Regions from separate parts of the Homo sapiens genome. Here region 2 is linked to region 1. The links are chromatin loops, found by intact Hi-C in ENCODE. Cell type or tissue: heart right ventricle. All regions are shown on one strand. Each heading gives the region's core, and the rest is flanking DNA. Links, peaks and the distances in the headings are about the cores only. Region 1 overlaps TMC3-AS1 (TMC3 antisense RNA 1). Region 2 overlaps EFL1 (elongation factor like GTPase 1).

The links. Hi-C counts contacts between places; a loop is a spot of excess contacts. Peaks named below come from ENCODE experiments on the same cell type or tissue, not always from the same donor. Only the 100,000 strongest peaks of a DNase experiment are listed, where the experiment ranks them.
Region 2: it touches region 1 in a loop (5-fold over the local background); 6 of 110 quality-filtered maps call a loop at or near these places.

What each region holds. Positions count from the first base shown.
Region 1 is chr15:81,407,754-81,413,136 of GRCh38, reverse strand. All of the region lies in intron 6 of TMC3-AS1 (TMC3 antisense RNA 1), which reads right to left. Among named protein-coding and RNA genes, the nearest start is that of TMC3, 36 kb to the right of the region's middle. In heart right ventricle, for the core only: a CTCF peak has its summit at 2,672 (motif pointing left); a DNase peak (open chromatin) is centred at 2,496.
Region 2 is chr15:82,137,052-82,142,434 of GRCh38, reverse strand. EFL1 (elongation factor like GTPase 1) reads left to right here. Exons shown (of 20, transcript NM_024580.6): 19 at 3,593-3,777. Among named protein-coding and RNA genes, the nearest start is that of LINC01583, 51 kb to the right of the region's middle. In heart right ventricle, for the core only: a CTCF peak has its summit at 2,458 (motif pointing right); no DNase peak of the experiment used is centred there.

The sequences.
Region 1 (5,383 bases), core at 326-5,325:
TCTTTTTAATATACTCACAATGCCACTGTTACATTTAACAAAATACAAAGTAATTATAATTGACTTTTTGATACCCTAAATAAAATGAGGCTGCTCTTATGGTTGAAAATCAATGAGAAGCTGGGGGAATCTGCCCAAGATTCCATCCAATGATGGAAAAAGGCAACATGGCTAAACGGTGTGAAGATAGTGGTAGGGGAAAAATAAAGTTGTTTACTAGATAGTGGCAAGTTCAACATACTCAACAAACCAGTCGTTCATGTTTGAGAAAAATGTAAACTCTGCATTATTGATAATTGGTCTGGCACAAACCGAAAAGGGGATACCGGGCCTAAATATGTAGTTTTGAACTTCAGTAGATAGCAATGCTCTCTAGTGATGAAATTTGCTTCTAGGTGTTTCTTTGCCGAAGACTTCCTTTTTCTACAATAATTCACATTCCCCAATAAAATATCATTTAAAATGGGCAACTTGCTATAGATGTTATTGTTCAATTCTTGTTCAATGATATTGCTTAATCTTTTTAAAGACCTCAGTTTTTTCATCTGTAAAATGGGGATAAAACTAGTATCTATCAGATAGGGTTGTGTGAGATGAAATTTAAAAAGCAATGTGTGTAAGAATGTATGTAGTACTGTGCTTGGAGCATAATAAATGCTCAATTTATCCATTTATTTATTCAACACATATTTAATTAATTGTTTTGATTTAGCAGGCATTCCCCAAGGGCTAGGAATGTAGCATTGGACAGGAACAGACACATTCTGTCTTGAAGGGTACATCACAATGGAGGTGAAAGAGGCTACGTAACAAATCACCCAATTCATCACTTAATTACAACGGTAATCGATTTGATGAAGAAGTACATAGTGAGATTACAGTGGAACCTGAGCTAATCTGAAAGTCTGAGAAAGCTTTCTGGATGTGCTGACAGATGATCTTTTCCAGCTCATCTGGCAGTCTGTTAGAGATAATGCAATTTGCAGTATACATGCCTATAAATATAGAAAGAATCCAAGGCGTTTTTCTCCCTCCTGGACTGGTGAGTTGGTGGATGTCCCATGTGGTTGTGCAACTGTAAATTAAATAGCAGAATAAACCTGAGACTGTACCAATTTTATTCTGCTCTTTTTGAGCCGGGATATACTTACTCTCATAGAAATAGTACACCCTTATGTGCAATTGTTTATCAGCAGGATCCTGTGCCTTTGGGTTCTCTTTTTCATCATTTATTTAAAAATGTTCCACTCTTTTATTACTGCGGAAAAGATACTCTTTTAAGTTATCAATAATCCCCTGTTATACACTGTCTTTTCCTAAGGCATAATTCAATTATTTGTGTTAATATAATGTTCTCTGGTAATGGCTTTGATCCCAAATCTCATTTTTTAATCAAATTTCATAACCAGAAGAAAATAGAGAAATGGATCAGCCTATTGTCATCATTCATTCTTTTATTCAATCTATATTGAACCTTCTACATGCCACACACTCTTCTAAAAGGTGGGGATACCGTGGGAGCCAGACAGAGGGAATTCCTGCCTGCTTCAACAATAACTGTAGGGAGGGAAGGCAGACAATCAAGTATAAAATGAGACTGTTTTATTCACATAAGTGCAGAGGGATGAGAGAGTGAGTAACTGGAAATAATTTTAGATGGGATGGTCAGGAGAGATCTCTCTAATGGGGTGACATATGGCTAACAGATGAGACAAAGAGTCCTGCAGTAAGCTGGGAAAAGAGCATTTCAGGTTCCCATTTGCCCCCTGTGCTCTGGCCCCAGCAAGTGTCTCAATGTTGCAGAAGTAAACCAAGACTTTTAGGATTAATAGCTGTTGATGCTGCTCTTGGGGAGTTGGGATACACCCTAGTCTTCACTGGAGTGTAGTATCCTTGTGGACGCTAGATGGGGCAGGGCCAGGGAGGAAGGTTCCCTTTAGGTTTCCTTTGATAGAACCTGTCTCTGAAAGGTAAGCTAGAAGCTGATGGAAGAAAGGAAGGCAAGTGGCAATTGTTGGTTAGAACTTTATCCTGCCAACTCCCTGCTAGCTGGCCCATGCCATTCGTTCATCTGTTTAGGGGATAAAAAGTGTATGCAAGTCTCTGATTGCATGAAGATGCAATGAAATTCACCTTGTATTTACTGAATCATCTCTCAGGCTTTTCACAAATAATCAACTGCTATCGTCAGTTTTCAATATGGTCTTTTTCTGTAGCTTTATGACAGACAATAGCAGGACTTGCTGTCTTAAAAGACAATGAACTACAAAGTCTAAAATTGTGTAGCTTTTTCTTTATTTTCTAGCAGATATCTTTGCTTATCTGACTGCACTGCAACAAGAACTTCACAAGTACATTCTGTAGTAACACATCTTTGAGCACTTACCCAAATTTGTTCCAGAGACAGCCAAGAGAACCACCCTCTCCACTCTCCAGGGGCACTGCAAAAATACAAAGCCTGCCTGTTTACATCACAGAGTTGCACAATTGCAAGTCTGTAACAGCAACCGGCATTAACAAGGAGCGTCAGGCACCTCCCTTCCTTGAAGGAGCTCGCAGATGTAACTTTGTGACAAACAGGGCGTTTTCTCTCAGCCTGCTCCTCTCTTGTCAGCAACACAAAGGCTCCTTGGCAATGGAATTGTTTTTCTCAGTTCTCTGGTGCCATCTGGAGGTTTGATGTTAGATTCACAGCCAATAATTTAATTCTGCAAACAGGTCCAGGTGTGTGGCAAAGAGGCTTGAGTGGGTAACTCATAAATTAAGATCCTTAGTCTGCATCCTTAAAGGGAAAGTGAAGCACCAAGCTGAGAAAATGATTTAGGTACTTTTGACAACACGTTCTTCTTAATGTAAAAATCAAACAGCAGTAGCTATCATTTGTTTAAAGGGGTGGAAAAGAAGGCGCTATGTAGATGGGTGGTCTACATTTTAAGGGCTCATTAGGCACTGTTCATTGCTTCACTTCACTGACACTGGGGAGACTTGAAGCTTAAATTGCATTAGCCCAAGTTCAAGTGTTAGGAGGACAGCAGGAAAATATTGTAGAGGTTTTTTTTTTATATTATTTATTTATTTATTTATTTATTGAGACAGAGTCTCTGTCGCCCAGGCTATAGTGCAGTGGCACAATCTTGGCTCAGTACATCCTCTGCTTCCAGGGTTCAAGCAATTCTCCTGTCTCAGCCTCCCAAGTAGCTGGGACTACAGGTGCGTACCACCAAGCCCAGCTAATTTTTGTAATTGTGGTAGACACAGTGTTTCGCCCTGTTGGTCAGGCTGGTCTCAAACTCCTGCCCTTGTGTCCGGAGTTTGTTCCTTCCAGTGGGTTCATGGTCTCGCTGATTTCAGGAATGAAGCGTGACCTTCACAGTGAGTGTTACAGCTCTTACAGGTGATGCGGACCCCAAGACTGAGCAGCAGCAAGATTTATTGTGGAGAACGAAAGAACAAACCTCCCACAGCCTGGAAGGGGACTTAAGCAGGTTACCGCTGAGGGCTGGGGTGGCCAGCTTTTATTCCCTGAGTTGTCCCCTCCCATTTGGTCCATTTTACAGAGTGGATTGGTCCATTTTACAGAGTGCTGATTGGTCCATTTTACAGAGCACTGATTGGTCCATTTTACAGAGTGCTGATTGGTTCATTTTACAAACCTCTAGCTAGCTACGGAGCACTGATTGGTGTGTTTTTACAGAGCACTGATTGGTGCATTTTACGAACCTCTGGCTAGCTACAGAGCACTGATTGGTGCATTTTACAAACCTCTAGCTAGCTACAGAACACTGGTGCGTTTTACAATCCTAGCTACAGAGTGCTGATTGGTGCATTTTACAATCCTTTTGTAAGACAGAAAAGTTCTCCAAGTCTCTACTGGACCCAGAAGTCCAGGTGGCTTCACCTTTCAACCTCAGGTGATCTGCCTGTAGAGCCTGTTTATGTAAGGGCATGAGTTCTGAAGACAGTTTGCATTGGTTCAAAGATGGGTGGGATGGCAGAGGGGTCCATGGTCTCCATGAGGTTGCCTGTTGGAGAAGGAATGGGGTATGTTGTGATGAAAGAATATGCTGCACTGGACATTTTTTTCTTAAATTCCCATCAACACCAATTGACTTCTGAAACAAGGAAACATTCTTGTTATCTTAGTAATTGTTATTCTTATAATATCGGTAATATCCTCTGATAATTATGCTGCATTTTATAGCTTGTAAAGAACTTTCACATATAGCAATATCAGAGGATTTTAATTTTTTATATATATTGAGTTAATATAAGCAAAGCACCTTGGACAGTACTTGGCACATAGTCAGTGCTATATAAATGTTTAGTAGATCATTATGATGAGAGGCAAATGGTCTCTAGTTACCTTGAATCTAAAAAGAATTTCTTCATAGTCTGTTACAGCCTATTAATGTGACTTTAAAACATAGCCAATATAAGATCCTCTCTTCGATGAGAAAGGTAAATCATTGCCTGGAGAAAATGAAGCTCTTGAAAATCGAGCTGTTTGTCCCATAACTGAATCTTAATAAATCCTAATATCACATTCTTAACATTAAAAATTATGATCCTTAAGTGATAAATTCAAGCCACTTAAGATATAGACTATTTTCTGAAATGCACTCCAAAATGGGTGTAACTGAATTTATTGAACCATCTAAACTAAATAAGCCACAACACAAAATGGTGTTTTTCTCTCATCTTTGCTTTCAAACTTGATTAGTTGCATCTCTCTTTTCCATCACTTAAAGATGCTTTAGGCAAATCCCGTAGCTTTTTGCTTACTTTCAGTTACTCAAGCGATATTTAAAAGCACACTCTGGTCCGGTTCATTTTAAGCTTCAATCACTCACTCAACCTCATATCCCCTCTCTTGCTCCCCAGAACCAGCCAGGCAGCAGGTGAGACTTGAGTGTAATCTATGTTCTCTTATGTCCGCCTTCCCTTCTCCTTTTTGCTTCCACCTTTGGACAAGGAGAGAGGGAATTACAGAAGAGGGGCAAAGGTGTTTTGTTTAACTGGTGTAATGTCATTCTCTCTCGGCAGACGCGCTCTGTATAGGAGGCTGGCTATTTTGGAGACACGGGTTTGTTCCTTAGGAGACTCTATAGGCGGCTTCACCACGCACATTATCTTTGCTTGGCAGAGTCACTCCAGCTTCACCCCTAGGTAAGCCCCTCCCCAGCTCCTGCCCGCAAAGGGATGCCCCCCTCCTTGCACTTCATGGTCAGCCCACAGCCTTCTTTAGTAAGCTACCAAGCCTGGCACCCTCCCACGGTGTCTACTTATCCTGCTCACCCTGCCATGTGAGATACGGAGAGCAGGAGGCTCCCGGACAGCTCCTGCCTATCCTGCATCTAGCCTCTTGTCTCTTTCCTCTCTTTTC
Region 2 (5,383 bases), core at 265-5,264, 730 kb before region 1:
CACTGCAGCCTCCAACTCCTGAGCTCAGATGATCCTCCTGCCTTAGTCCCCCAAGTAGCTAGGACTGCAGTTGCACACCACTACACCTGGCTAATTTTTAAATTTTTTTAGAGACAGGGTCTTGTTTTGTTACCTAGGCTGGTCTCAAGCGTTCCTCCCACCTCTGCCTCCCAAAGTGCTAGTATTACAGTGATGAGCCGCTGTACTCAACCAACTCTGATCTTTATTTAAGTGACTGAACAAACAAGTGATCATGATGGAACAGATATCCAGTGGAAAGGGTATGAAAGTATTTGCAGTCAAGAGCCACATGATCAGAAATTCTTATTGATATGGCTGTGTTAATTTCTCAGTGATGACAATGGCACATTTAGGGTCTTTGAATGCATCCAAGCATTGAACACACCTATCATGAGAACCAAGTGTGTTTGGAAGGTTTTATAATAGTATTTTCCTATGCTTGGTGATCCATAACTATGCCCCAGTATCAACATATAGTTTTCATGGAATTAAAATTGAATGGATCAAAATTACATGTTAACTATATTCAGTTTCAATTACAATTATTGATCTAAGCCTGCTGGCATGACCCATGCAGCAGCAGTCAGGCAGCTTGTCCCCACTGGCCCCTTATTCGTGGTCTGTTTGCCCCACTTTCCTCATTCTTTTTTGCCCCTATTGTTTTATTGTTTTGTATTTACTTCCATAAACTACCTTCAAACGTTTCTTTTTTGTTTTTTTTTTTTTGGTTTTTTTTTTTGGAGACCGAGTCTCACTCTATTGCCCAGGTTGGAGTGCAGTGGCACGATCTCAGCTCACTGCAATCTCCACCTCCCAAGTTCTCCTCCAAGCGATTCTCCTGCCTCAGCCTCTGGAGTAGCTGGGATTATAGGCACACAGCACCATGCCCAACTAATTTTTGTAGTGTTAGTGGCGATGTGGAGACCATATTGGCCAGGCTGGTCTTGAACTCTTGACCTCAAGTGATCTGCCTGCCTTGGCCTCCCAGAGTGCTGGGATTATAGGCGTGAGCCACCGCTCTCCTGGCCCTTAAAACATTTCTGCGAATGAGATAGGGGAGTAAAGATTACTAGTTCACACATGTTAGGTGTTATGGTAAGATTTCTTTTCTATATATCTCAGACAAATAATATATAACTAAAAGGGATCACTAATGAAAATAATAATCATTCTGCTGTTTTGGGACCTTTTCAGACTATACTTGAAGTATTGTTTTTCATTTCCGGGTACCAAATACCAAGAGGGATGTAAATAAATCATAGTAGTTCAAGTAGGAGAGTGGCCACGATAAAACAGGAAATACAGGTCTAGTCACAGCAAGATTGGCCTGGAAAAGTGAACATGAGACAGCTGTCTTTGAGTAGCTTACAGGGTAATTTGTGGGAGAGGGATTAAACTTGTCCCATGTGATAAAAACTAGGACTGATGGTCAGAAACTTCAGGGGAACATATTTGGGACTCAAGAATTGTCAGCTGTTACAGTTATCCAAAGATGGAATGGGCTACCCTGGGAGAAAATGAGTTTTAGAGTATACAAGGAGAGCTTAAACAGCTACTTTAGTAGAACTTCTTGACCCTCAAGTTTCCTTTTACCCCACTGTTGTGTGATTCTGTAACTATGAGGTTTCTGGTATGAATGACGGGGGAAATAGTTGGAATGGGGAGAATGGAATTGCCTTTTGAAGTAGATAATATATTCTTAGACATGTTAAATTTGAAAGGAAGTTGGCTTCCACAGCAGAGATGCCCTGGCATCCATTGTAAAGTGGTATTGGAGATCCAAGGAGAGGCCTGGCTTAGAGATGGCCTTAGGAGTCCCAAGCATAAAATTAGTTAATTTAAACCACACAAATTATAAATTAGTTGTCTCGCTGAGTGGAGAGTTTGTTCAAAGAGTATGAAGCCTCAAAGAATACTCATAAGAAGAAGTTCAGGAGATACTGAAATAAAGAGAATGATGGTCAGAAGGCCAGGAGTGTAAGGAGAATAATACTAAGATTGGAGACAGTAGGCAGAGTAGACATTAATCAGTAGCTTCAAATACCACAGAGAAATCACAGAGAATGAAAATTGGGGGAAAAAAGCATTTAGGTTAGGAACATGAAAATTATTGTGAAATTTCAAGGAAGCAGTTTCCTGAAGCAACCAGGAGAGCTAGATGTTAAAGAAAGAGCACATAGTGAAGAAATGAGAAGCTACCTGTTTAAGATGTGAGGAAGCAAGGAAGGAGAGAATGTAGTAGCTAGCTGGGGAAGTAGACAAGAGGAAAGGGGGTGCCTTTCATTACGAATGGAGTGTTAATTTGTTTTTAAGCTAAACCTAAACATGGTGAAGGCTCATCAGAGATTTTAGTTTAGGTTTTTTCCTTGAGGCGTTGTGACACAATAGATTTTCTGCCATTTGTTTCCTATTTCCGTTCCTAATAACCGCCACTAGGGGGAAATCTGAATCAGAGAGAAAAGTTTGGAAGTCAGACATTTTGGCTTTGTGTCGTCAGTTTCTAGTTTAAAAAATAAATAAATAAAGGTAAGTGGGTAGCAGACACTCCAGACTCATCACCTTGGCAGTTAGGAGAGAAGGGTCCAGGACTCAATGGTGGTCAAAGGATACTTTAGCCCTGCTTAGCAGCAGTGTTGTAAATGTTTAAGGATAATATATGCAATAGATCACTTATGTAACTAAAATTATTTTTTAGGCAGCAGGTGAAAGAGAAGGCTTTAAAGAGAGTATCTGCTGGTTACAGCAAGTCCTTCATGATTGTCTGTGATTTTCAATGTATCTCTATTCTTTGCAGGGTCTGTTCTCCTTACTAGTTGAAAGGATACATTGCATACCCAGAGACACTCATACAGAACACCAGTCAGAGGGGAAGATGTTTCCCTCCTGAGTGTGAGGCAGAATTGTGCCTAAAGATGAATTGAAAGAGTCATCCAAGAGAATTTGCTAGTGGAATTCTTGTGCTGTGGCACTAGAAATTGTTACCAGACCTTAAAGATTCCAAACCTATCAGTTTTCAGGGGAATAAAACACTTAATACTCATACCACTTAAATATTACCAGTTTAAGAAAACTATGAACAAATATATATGTGTGTGGTTTTAATTTTTGGTATAAAAATGCCAGTTGCTTGCCTACTAAGCCCAAATAGCCTATGCCATCTTAATTATCATTGCCATGTCAATAAGGTCTCAAAATTATTCAAATATTTTAATATTTATGAAGCCCAGTCACTCATCTCATTGGATTTCAGACCCAAAGATAGCTTATAGGTGAAACTGCATTGAAAGGTCCTTTTACAAATCTTCTTCTCATGCTGTTTTGTGGAGTTTGTCTATGAGCAGTGTAGTTTGGGGTGATTTAACTTTTTGTTATTTTTTGTTTCCAATTTTTCTATAAATCTCATGCTTTTTAAATAAACACTTAAAAAGTGTTCCTTGCTTTTGTAAATCAACATTATTGAGAACAAATTTAATCATTTATGGATTGTTACAGAGTATATGGGTAATCATGTCTTGGTGTGGCTCAAGCCATATGATTGATCCATGATTTTAAAAGATTTATGGTTTTACAGGTCGAGTCTATGCTGTCTTGTCAAAGAGAGAAGGTCGGGTACTTCAAGAAGAAATGAAAGAAGGGACAGACATGTTCATCATCAAGGCTGTGCTGCCTGTTGCTGAAAGCTTTGGTTTTGCTGATGAAATCAGGAAGAGGACAAGTGGCCTGGCCAGCCCACAACTAGTATTCAGCCATTGGGAGGTAAAAATCCAAGTTCCCATTCATTCCTTCCTTCTCATCTATGGATACATTCCCTACAGAGGAGGCCAAGAGTAGCAAACAACACAGATCATGCCATTTGGCCTTCCTATGGCTCAACTCAGTCAAATGGACAGGAGAAAGCAAATGGCTTTTTCATCCAGATTGAATGAGCCTGAGATCATCTGTGGTTTATAATAAACACACACACACACACACACACACACACATACACTCTCTCTCTCTCTCTCTCATTTGTCCTTTTTATTCAATATAAAATTTAAGATGCTGAAAATTTAATCCTTTTTTCATCCAAATATATATTTTAGATTTTTAAAAGAAAATCACAGACCTTTTGAATGTGAAATTTTAAGAATATTTTCTTCTAGGGGAAAAAAAAATATCTCCAGTAATTAGAGGGGAACAGTTACACTTCTTGCAAGGGGTAGCTTTAAATTATTATGTACTGTATATTCTTCAGTCCCCATTATGGAGATTCAAGGTTTCTGTGGCTTTCAGGTGTTGTGGAATGAGAATGGAACGAAATGGCTACTCAGAACCCTTCATTGTCAGTGTAGGTAAAGGTAGGTGAAAAGGCAAACCTTATCTGTAATCAGAAAGGAAAACTTAACAGATCCACATTGCTGAGGGAGGAGAGAAGGAAAGATTGTGAACACATTGTTAAGTTAGAGAAAAAAGAATAACAAGTGGCAAAGATAAGGTCAGACCAGCTGTCCTGAACATATCTGTAAAGGAAAAGTAGACATTAACCAGCTAAGAAGAAGGACACTCAATCAGAAGGTGCCGCATGAGAAAAGGCTGGTAAAAACAAACTGCAGGGCATGTGCAAAAAACAATTTACTTTTCAAGAAAAAGCCTAAGGTCAGGAATCAAATTGTAAACTCAAGGATATAAGTAGAAAGATTGTTTTAAGAAAGCAGTTTTTGTTGTTATTGTTTACAGGGAATTGAAATAACTTCACATTATTCCCTTTTACCATGGAGGCTTGTAAGGTAATGGAAGAACCATTGACTTTGGAGTCAGAGAGTCCTGGTTTCAAATATTCTTCTATTTATTTGGACAAATCATGGACCCTCCCTGAGTTTTCTTCACCCCTAGGTCAAATATCTAACCTAGTTCCTGACATTGTGGCTGACCAGCCCTTGCTGATGCGAAGATTGTTTCCTTGTGGTTCGTTCTCTGAGTCTACACCACATTCATTTTGGCTTGCTCTCAGCGGTGTGGCATTCATTGCACAGGGCTTCACACAGATAATCCATGGTTTTTTTTTCTTAAACTCTATTTCAGCAGAACTCATGATTTAGCTTCAATGCTAAGCTGTTATCTTTCTCACTTTCTTTAGCCTAATGGGTCCATTTTTCCAGAACACTTTAAGAAGAGTTTAAATTTAGAAGAGAATGGAAAATGAGAATAATTGAGGGAGAATTTTCTTTTTAAAATGAAATTTATAATCAAGTGAATCAGTGAAGTAAAGAAGGGTGGCACTTCAGAAAAATTGACTTTGGACAGGGCAAATTTGATTTTAATTCAGCAAGTTCATATCATCTAAATTGATGCAAGTGAAGTTGCTAGCCCAGAGCACACCATT